Regions from separate parts of the Homo sapiens genome. Here region 1 is linked to region 2. Evidence: chromatin contacts called from ENCODE Hi-C or POLR2A ChIA-PET data. All regions are on one chromosome and are shown on one strand. Each heading gives the region's core, a stretch centred on a gene start or an enhancer-like site at or near the end of the contact. The rest is flanking DNA. Distances are from core to core; before and after follow the strand shown. Region 1 holds the start of LINC02425 (long intergenic non-protein coding RNA 2425). Region 2 holds the start of MSRB3 (methionine sulfoxide reductase B3).

Evidence for each region. Hi-C counts contacts between places; a loop is a spot of excess contacts on that map. ChIA-PET counts read pairs that join two places held with the same protein, here RNA polymerase II (POLR2A). Pooled maps may share reads with other maps.
Region 1: a map of ascending aorta shows a loop between it and region 2 (2.7-fold over the local background). The contact joins the promoter of LINC02425 here to the promoter of MSRB3 in region 2. A Hi-C loop is called at or near these places in 1 of 168 maps with a recorded cell type or tissue (ascending aorta) and 5 of 50 pooled maps. POLR2A ChIA-PET finds 5 or more read pairs at or near these places in 2 of 52 experiments (Panc1 and WTC11).

Annotation. Positions count from the first base shown.
Region 1 is chr12:66,027,687-66,032,911 of GRCh38, reverse strand. It overlaps LINC02425 (long intergenic non-protein coding RNA 2425), which reads left to right and starts at 1,846. Exons shown (of 3, transcript NR_146530.1): 1 at 1,846-1,951; 2 at 4,213-4,324; 3 at 5,030-5,187.
Region 2 is chr12:65,275,712-65,280,656 of GRCh38, reverse strand. MSRB3 (methionine sulfoxide reductase B3) reads right to left here and starts at 1,974. Exons shown (of 7, transcript NM_001031679.3): 1 at 1,792-1,974. RefSeq lists silencers at 1,225-1,534, 1,635-1,764.

The DNA.
Region 1 (5,225 bases), core at 597-3,096, 750 kb before region 2:
TGATATGTCTATCAGTTTTCACATATGACTCAACGTACATTAACTGCTATTTTCTTGAGGCTTTTTATGTGTGAAAACTGGGAGATTATAGTAGTTTCCTACCTGAGAAACTTGCCATTGACTTTTATTTCCCATTCAAAAATGAATATTTATTTCTCCATTGCTCTCCATCAGTTAAGAATGTGTTTGTGTGAAAATACCTCAGGAAAACAAAGATTGCTTCACAAAATTCAGAATGTTAATTTATCCCAGTGGGCTACTGCTATTGGAAAGTTATCAGCCATATCATCAGAACCAAAGGTTTTAAAAGAAGTAATTTTATATCAAGAACGTATGAGTGTTACCTTATCCTTCCCTTTAATCTTGTTTTCATCTTAAAAGTAGAGTTTTCCAAAACCTACTGTCTTCTGGGCATAAATCAGAATTTTCCTGAGCCTTCCTTCCTGATGTGCACCTAGAATTCAGATCCTCATGAATCAGCAGCCACCTCATAATGTGAATGCTCAAGAACAGAATGAGGAACAATGTTCTCCCAGGTCTGGTCTGAATTTGGGAGGGCTGACTTGCCTAATTTTAGAGGTGTTGTGCCCAAGAGGAATGGAGGCCGGGTTTCCTTGCTTCTTTACCAATCTACTTATCGGTTTCCTGTTCAACTCCCTTCCTTTGCTTAGTAGGTTTCTAGGTATTCTCATTTATTAATGTTAAAAATACCTTTTCAGATGAATTACTCATTTACACATCCAAATTAAGGTTTTCATTTCCCAGTTTTATCACAGCTGGCATAATGAACCATGTCAAGTTTTTAAACTATATTGTGACAACATTTAAACTCGTTATGCTTTGCCTGTGGATGTAATTAAGACAGTGTGTTTGGTATCAGTTTATTCTTAAAAAGCAAAGTAAAAGCAGATGAGGTGTATTTATAGACTCATCAGCCAATGAATGGATGAAAGAGAAAAAGAAATTAATGGGGAAATGTCAGCCAGAATAGAGGAGGGACCCACTGAGAAGTTCATTTCCAGACCAACTATTTGGAATTTAGTCCAAAGACAGCTGTCCCTTGATTTACAGTAGGGGAAAAAAATGACATTGTAAGACTATTGGGCCTCAAGTTAAGAAGCAGGCAAAGAGTAACATACTTCAAATAAACTTCTGCAGTTGGGATGGGGGCCCAAGCACAATGCTTACAGTCAGGACCCTATCTGGAGGTGCATGCCTTCCTACAAAGAGTGGGGCTTAGAAAAATCTGGGAAAGAAGGAAAATCTGTAGGAAACATAGAAGATTTGGAACTTGGTCCTGGCCACTTGAAAGCTGTTTTGATTTGAAGCCAAAGCCCCTAGGGAGTGGGGGGATAGCGGGGGTAGAGTGAAGGGGGAAGTAAAGAAAAGTGTAGAAGATAAAATTGTAGTATAAAACCCCAACCCAGGGAATTCAGTTTCGAGAACCAACAAAGAAGAAAAATGAATTGCAAAGCTTAAGGGATACAGATTCATTTCTTTGTGCTTTCTTGAGAGCTTGGGTAGTACATTTCTTTTATTGTAAAATGAAACACAAAAGTTTTCCGACATTCTGGGGCATGCGTCTAACATTAGACACAGGTGAGGCAGAATAAATCTGCATTGTCTTGAGTACATGTAAAAAGGCAGCATGAGGGGAGGAAATATGGTTGTTTTGGCATCCTGTTTTTAACCACCCATATTTCAGAGTCTGGGCGAAATGATTTGGGCACAAGCAAAGTCCTGTGGTCTGCAACACTTCAGCTAGGGTGAAGGGGGAGCAGAGGGGAAATGGCTTCACCAGTTCTCTTCCCCAAAACATCTAAAGGAATGTTCATTATGACTTTTAGAAGAAATTCCTTTGGATTTTCATGGGGGAGCAACCAAGAAGAGTTCTTCAGAAACTCAGATTTAAAAATTCCTTTTCTAGAGAATTAAAATATATTAATAACAGGTAAGTTTAATTCAGAAAAAAATATATTCTCTGGGAATTCATAAAGCAATATTTCTTTTGTTTGATATAGGTACTTGTCTCTAGATCCTAATGTACCTGCATTTCTGAGCCATAGTTTTCCTTCTCCATATATCCCTAACCTCTTTTTCTCCTTCCTCTTCCTCAGTGAATTTGACTCATGTAGTTTGTTGATGTGTGTGATTGTGGGCTCTTGGTTTAACTCTCTCTTTAGAGACGGAGAATAAGATAATATAGGAAAGGAAAAAGAAGAAAAGAAGGGAGGGAAGGAAGGAAAAGAGGAAGGGAGGAAAGAAGGGAAGAAAGAAAGGGAGGAGGGAGGGAAGAGATGGAGAGGAAGGAAGGGAGAAGGAAAGGAGAGGGGAAGGAAGGAAGAAAAAGGATCAAGACATAACAAATCCATTCGCTTCAATCATGTAATCAAACCATTCCTATTTCTGAACACTCCCTCAGCTGTGGCACATCTGGAGATACTGAGGAAATGAGTTTACAGAGCTTTGAGCTTTGTTTCTGCTGAGTTGGCTGTTCTGTTATATAGATAATGTGTGTGTGTGTATGTGTGTGTGTGTGTGTGTGTGTGTGTGTGTGATGTACATTTAATTCACAAAACAGTTACCTGACCATCCAGATCACTTTATAGTTTAGACTCAAGCTTCTCAAACTATCTGTGGCAAAGGACCAGTTTTTAAGTGTCCAATCAGCCACAAACTGGTGTTTTAATCAAATGTAACAAAAATGTATTTCTAGAAAAATTAAATTTAAAAACACCCCAAATCGTACAAAATGCAAGCCTCTCATATTTAATATCAGATTCAAAAGACAGGCCAGGCACAGTGGCTCACGCCTGTAATCCCAGCACTTTGGGAGGCCGAGGCAGGTGGATCACCTGAGGTCAGGAGTTCAAGACCAGCCTGACCAATATGGTGAAACCCCATCTCCAGTAAAAATACAAAAATTAGCCAGGCGTGAGGGTGTCTGCCTGTAGTCCCAGCTACTCAGAAGGCTGGGACAGGAGAATCACTTGAACCTGGGAGGCCGAGGTTGCAGTGGGCAGAGATCATGCCACTGTACTCTGGCCTGGGTGACAGAGCAAGACTGCATCTCAAAAAAAAAAAAAAAAAAAAAAAAGACAAAAAAATTTCATGTCAGATGACTAGAAAAGTTTCTAAGTGCTCACTCACAGTTTTGCTCAACTCATTGCAGTGTGGTGCCAATCCACCCAGGGCCAGCACTGTCCAGGGAACACCGTTTGCATAGTACCAGTGTAGACTATAAAGAAAAGGTCTCTAAACAAAAGGAAAGGGATAACAGTTTATATTTTTTAAGTTCAAAGTTATTAACTTACTATTGATGTACAGACAACAAGATAAATTCCAGTATTTTTCAAATAATTTCTTTTAAAGAAAACATTTAATTGCCTGGACAGTGTTGATTTTTAAAAAATCACTGAAGTGTTTGCTTAAGTAAAATAAACTATATACATGGATTATCTCTGTTATCATATGGGCCCTATTTGTATTCAAGCACTGGAAGAATGAATTGATTTTAACACAAATAGTTTTAAGAATGAAACCGTTTCTAAAATGTAAATAAGGGTATGGTATTCTGAAATGCATATTCAGCTGGTTGACATGACATACACATTCTTGCATGCCATGTTATTTTTTTTTCAGCTCATCTTTCTTTACTTAAATGTAATGAATTAATGTAGACTATTGCCTAATTTAATGTTGACTGAAGTAGTTTGAATTCACATATTGGGTTGAAATGGCCAGGAATATTGTAGAGCACTGAAAAGACTCTAAGTGAATTGCATGTTTTCATCTTAAACCATAAGACTTTTACCAATTCCCACTGATCTCAAGTTGCCCTAACGAACTTTCCACACAGAGGCTAATAGAATTTATGTCCCTAAAAGCAGTAAGTTAAAGAAATGAAAGCTTAAGTCATAAAGAAATTCCCTGGCTATAAATTTATTATTTGTGAGAAAGAATTTATTTTTTAACAAAAAAAAAATGCAGAGCAGAGCTATTGCATATCATCCCCACATGGAACAGGTGGTGAAAGGACTGTTGGGTTATGGAAATCATATTATTGTTATCATATGTTTTCCTTAGCTGCGGCTATCACAGAGAACCTTTTGGGGAGGGTATTATTTACAATGCTCTATTGTTTAACATCTCATGTTAGGATTCTGTTTCAATAGTAGTTTATCACCATCACATATATTTTTTTCTTTCTAGATTTGACTTTAGATAAATGTCACACTCCAGTAAAGAGACTTTAAGAATTACTCAGTAATCAAACCATGTGAATTCAATGGTCTGCACGCTTGGAATCTTAAGAAACTGCTGAGTAAGTAAATTCTGGGTAGTGAATATGGAAAGCATTCACATACATAAACATGTAATTAAAAAATGGAACTAACATCCATTGAAGAGCAATAAACTGACATGAATTGGCTTTATTGTGGCCAGCGAGAGGAGCTGGCTCTCTGATGGCTGAATTAGAGGCTGGGACAGAATGTGAGAGATTAGTAGGGGACCTTTTTGGGTGGCATGTAGCATCCAGGTGCACAAAGGTTTGGTGTTGGTGTGTGACTTTGGACACCTTGGGATGCTGAAACTTCTTAAAAGTTGGGTGCAGCACACCAACATGGCACATGTATACATATGTAACAAACCTGCACGTTGTGCACACGTACCCTAAAACTTAAAGTATAATAATAATAAAATTTTTTAAAAAGTTGACCTATTTAAATTGTTTGCCTCCCAATGGGACCCTTCCAGTGTTCCTAGATGATAGAAACCATCCAGTTTTGTCAAAACACATGCATAAATCTAAAGGGTTCTGTGCTCTGTGAGAGGCAGTTTTGTGGAGAAGACAATCATTCTCTCTGTCTCTCAGTTGGATCTGTTTTGGACCCCAGGGGGTGAGTTGCCATCTTTTGGCACATTCTGGGTCTCTGTACACTGTTTCTGCTCCCATTCTTGCACTTGTTAATATATAGCCCCCAGCTGGTTGCTATCTAAGTGCCACTCACAATCCATATTTCCACAGTGATGACATTGGCTGCCTCGGTTTTAGGAACTGCCAGAAATAGCCACTAACCAAGAGAAAGAGAGCAAGGACTAGCCCTGAATAATTGGTCAACGATGCTGATTTCGTTGGTTTCCTGTTCCTTTTGCTTCCTGGAAAATACAGACCTACAAAGCAAACATTGTGTGTGGGTTGATGCTACAGCATCGTCTGAACT
Region 2 (4,945 bases), core at 725-3,224:
AAAAATTTCCAGATATTCATATAGGGCCCTAATAAAAGTCATCAGAAATTAGACTGATATATCAGCTGGGACCGGAATTAAAAGAATATATGTTTAAATGGTCCAAATATAAACTTGATGTTCAAAATTACTGGCAAGGGGCCAGTACAGTGGATTCTGGTCTTCGAAGGCCGTTTCACCACAAGTATTAGGTAAGTCAACACATCACTGAGGAAAAAGAAAGCATACATATGTTTCCTGGCAATAAAATCCACTCTTCACTATCCAGCACAGTATTTTTTAGAAATCCATTGAAAAATGTGAAATTAGAACCTGTTGTATTTCCCAAGAAGTGCTATTAAAGTTACTTCCAAAATATGAATCTATAAAAAACAGGGTTTTTTTGAAAAACAATACTATGCAGAAAGAAACATGAAACTGATATCACTGCTCAAGTTACTATTTACAAATTGCAAATTGAATAAAGTTAAATATTGTAAATATCTGCCATTAATCTGAACTGACAATTTTATAAGTTATATGAACCCTGAAGTTTTTTTATAGACAAAATTGTTTTTGAAAATCGATCTTGCCACCAGCGCTGCAAATGAAAATATGAAGAGATAAACCAGAGAGTACTGAATATAATCTATGCTTCATAGAGTCATGTTTCAACTAATTTATGAGTCCTAGTTTGCCATATCTTATTTGACAATTTAGTCTATTGGTAGAAAAAACAAAAGCAAACTAAAATCTCCTAAGAAATCTCAGCTCTAAGGAATTATAATTTATATTCTTCCATTCCCGATAAAATTAAGAAGCAAGAAGCTTTGACGACTACTCATCACAAACGTAAAAGTCCATGCAATTTCACATTTACCTTTATCCCTACCTTTGTACTTTAAAATAACTGCTTTTTAAAATAATAATCTGATATTAAATTCCCCCCAACAGTTCCCACATGATTCAAGAAGATTATCTTATAAAGTCTTACTGTAACGACTTCATAACTGCCACTTCCGATAGCTATTAGCCCTAAACCAAATAAGGCAGGAACAGCACTTTTCATTCATATAGTTTGACTCGAAATAGCCCAGTGTAAAACTTCAAAAATAGACTTGGATGCCTTTTTCTGCTTAAAAACAAAGCAAAACTGATACCTGGCAAACTCGGGGTTCTGTTCGATTTTGGCCTGTGAAATGCCAGGCGGGCCCGCTGGAGTCTGGCCCAGCAGCGGGGCAGCAGCGCAGGGAGGGCGGGCGGCGGGTGCGCTCCCGGGTGCGCCCCTCCCTGCCGCCTGCCCGCCGCCCCGCACCCCCGTCCTCTCCGAGGCGCGCGGCGAAAAGCGCAGGCCTGGCGGGCCGGTTCCCACGCCTCGGGCCCGTTATCTGAGCGGCAACCCCGGCAGGGTCGACGCACAGAGCAGAGGGCTCCGGGATGGACCCCTCCCCTGCCTCCCGCGGGCTGCCCCGCCAGATCCCTCTCTCCTGGGCCCGCGCGGGGCGAGAGGCTCCCGCGGGTTCAGGTTCGCTCCCGGGACAGGATAAGGTGTCAGTGAGGCTGCCAGACGCCTCCCTTCGGCGGGTGGGGGGAAACCAGCCCTGACCTCCTTCCGTTCGGCCCCTCACCGCTGGCGCGGGGCGCAACCCTTCTGCTCCCCTTCTCGGCTGAGGCAGGGGCTGTCCCCGCAGGTGGCCGAGGGGGCGCAGCAGGCGCAGAATGGAATCCCGGCTCGGGGTCACACCCTAACGTGGCAGGGTCGGGGTGGGAGGGGTGAGGCGAGGAGGAGAGGGGAGGGGAGCCCGAACTTACCGGACTGCGCACTTCCCAGAGCCGCGGCCAGGCAGAGGCAGAGGCAGAGGGAGAGGCAGAGCGAGAGGGGGCGCGGGAGGGTCCGCCGCGGGCTCATGGAAAGGCCAGGCAGCCGCCGCCGGTGTCCGAACCTCGCTCCCTCCCTCCCCGGCTCCGGGCGACGGACGGGGCGGCGGGAGGCATGACGGGAAATTCCTGGGCACGGGCAGCCGAGTCCAAATATGAGCATAGGAGACGAGCGAGGGAGGACCACGGAGCGCGCCGGCCGCGGACGGGGCCCGCTGCCCGGGGCTCGGCGGCCGCCAACTCCCTCCTCCTCTGCCCTGTCCTCTTCCTCCTCCTCCTCCTCCTCTGCACCGTCCTCCTCCTCCTCCTTCTCTGCCCTGCCCTCCTGCTCCTCTCCTCCCCCTCGTCCTCCTCTGCCCCAGGGCTGCCGGCCGCCTTCTGCCTGGGGGCATCCCTTTCCAACTCGGGACCCCAGAACACAGCCAAGCGCCCACCTGGCGTGTTCCACCTGAGACCGCTGAAGGAGTGGGAAACGGACAAACCAACACGAAGAGACCGGACAGCGAGCCAGGGACCTGTGGGAAGACGTGTCAGGGGTTGTTGAGAGCGTTGGTGGTGAGGGGATAAAAAGTTGTGGGAGAGTGAGGCAGGAGCAGGGCTGCCAGTTAGTTACTTGGCCATCCTATACATACAGAACGAGCACTCACTGTAATACGGAGAACCAGCCGCCTGCGTTCCAGGTGAGCGGGCCCTCTCTAGCAGAGGAGGGTGAGTGTGTGTGTGTTCTTGGCCAAAATTGCAAAGGTGCTCGTCCCAAACTTATATTTGAACACCATATATGGAGCCCAGGCAGGCTGGCTGAACAGTAGTTTTTCACAACAAAATGCTTAAGTTTACACCGGTCTTTCTCTCCACCTCCAATCTCTATTCATGTCCACCCCCCAACCCCCTCCACACACTTGTTTTGTATGTACCGTAGCTTGTCTAAAATGAAATGGTGTAATTCATTCAGAAGGTGCCACCTCTGATGAACAAAATGTCAGTCCTAGATGTTTAATTACAGGCCCAAGCCTGTAGTTGCCTAATTTTCCTTGGCACTGATAACTCCTTGGGTAATCAAGTCCAAATGACCCTTAGCTTTTCAAGACAACATAATTATGTCTTAATTACTATAATATATTTTTTCCCTCAAACTAATGGGACAGGACCTGGATATGTAGGGTATTAAGTAGTTACTTACGAACATTTTAAGATGCTAGATGATACAGAAATGATTTATTGATCCAAAATACTTAAGGGGTAAATGTCAAACAGATTTAGAGTGTGGATTATTTCAACGTGAACTAAAGTGATGGTAATTTGTACATCACACTATTTGTTTGAAAATGCTGTATTTGAAAATCAAGAACGTTGTTTCAAATCAAACTCAGTTCTGGCAAACTATTAAAACACATACACCAAAAAACAGTCCATTGCAAGTGGCTCCCCTCAAAACATCTGGTACTGAAAAACACCACATCCTGTGAATTACATATAGCAAATGGGCAAATGTCACCCTTAATGCATTGGCAATTATAATGGGACTAAGGGTAGATGACCCAGATAAAGTAATGGTGAATAAATTGTAATGCAATGAATAAAGGATTTAAATGACACATAACATGACTATTTAATTAGGTACCTAGAACCTAGGTAGTTGGAAATACTGAAGAAGCTCTTCAGTATTCCCTCCGTTTCCTCTTTTTTTATAGCCTTGTGTTACATAAGTGTCTGTTTTTCTACTTCCCCCACAACACTTTGCAAAGTTCTTTGCCCATAGTCCAAATGTTTGTTTAAAAACAAAAATAAAATGGGCACAGCCATTTGTAGAAAGGAATTTAGAAGCTCCCTAAGTGTAAAGCATGTTTCAAAGGATTGCAATAATTATGCCTATATTTAAAATATTTTAGTGAAGAACCTTACATACAAAAATATAGAATTATAAAAAATGCAATATCATTACAACCCAATTCATGTTAGTAAAAATAGAGAGTTCATTGTATCAACATAGCTGACATCACTGTCAGCAATGCCAACCACTATTCTAAAGGCTTGAATAAATATGCTAAGAGTGGCAGAAAAGAACTAAAGTTACTAAGTGCATGATAAGTGCCAGACACTGTGCTAGATGTTTTTTATAACTGATATCTCATTTAATTCTTACAAATATCTCTGAGATTATTTTTATCCCTATTTTACAGCTAAGGAGACTGAGGCATAGGTAAGTAATATGCTACCAGGAAGAAGTGAAGTAGTATTAGAATTAAATCCTCATTCTAAAGTGCATATATACTTTTACCATACTAATCTGTCTTATTTTCTCTACATTAAAAAAAAGTGGCATTCAAAAACTGTATTCATTGGGCGCTTTTGGTTTTAAGTAACTGGTATGCACTCAGGTTACCTCAAGTAACCAAGGTAAAGAATACATGTGGAAATAAGACCAGAGGCTTACCTGGCTTGTCAGATCATCCTTTGTAGGCATGGTGGGCGGGGCCTGTGCCTTTGAAAGCTAGGGGAATGGGAAAGGTACTACCCCCTTGACCACATTCCTATAAGTTTTGTAGTTTAACCATTGATATTTTAATCATGTATTTTACAATGCTTTTTAAATGTCTTCTTTATTATAGCCTTAATAACAATCATGTTACCATATTCCATTCAACATTGATTTTAAGGGTAAAGACCCAGAGGAGGTAGCTGCTTCTGCCTGCTTCCTACACCATCCCTCCCCCAACCCAGTGGTGTGCTGGTAAACATTTAACAACCAGATCTGGATGAAAGGGCTAGGGGCCCTGATCTACAGTATTAACCAATTCACATGGTACAAATACTCCCACCAACCAGATGTCTCTGAAGGCAGGGTTGGGAAGGGATCCACACAACCAGTTTTTGGGGCCGTAGAGCCAGCTCTGGCATACCACAGCTGCAACTCATGAAATGTCTTCAGAACACACAATAATTCAAGTTGTGTAACCACAGCTCTTTGTCTCTCTGCCTGTATTTCCACTTCTGTTCCCACAACCAGGTGCCAACTCTCTCCATATATCTCATAACCAAATGCCCCAGGGGGGAGAATCTGATTCTATCACCATTCTTATATTGAGTC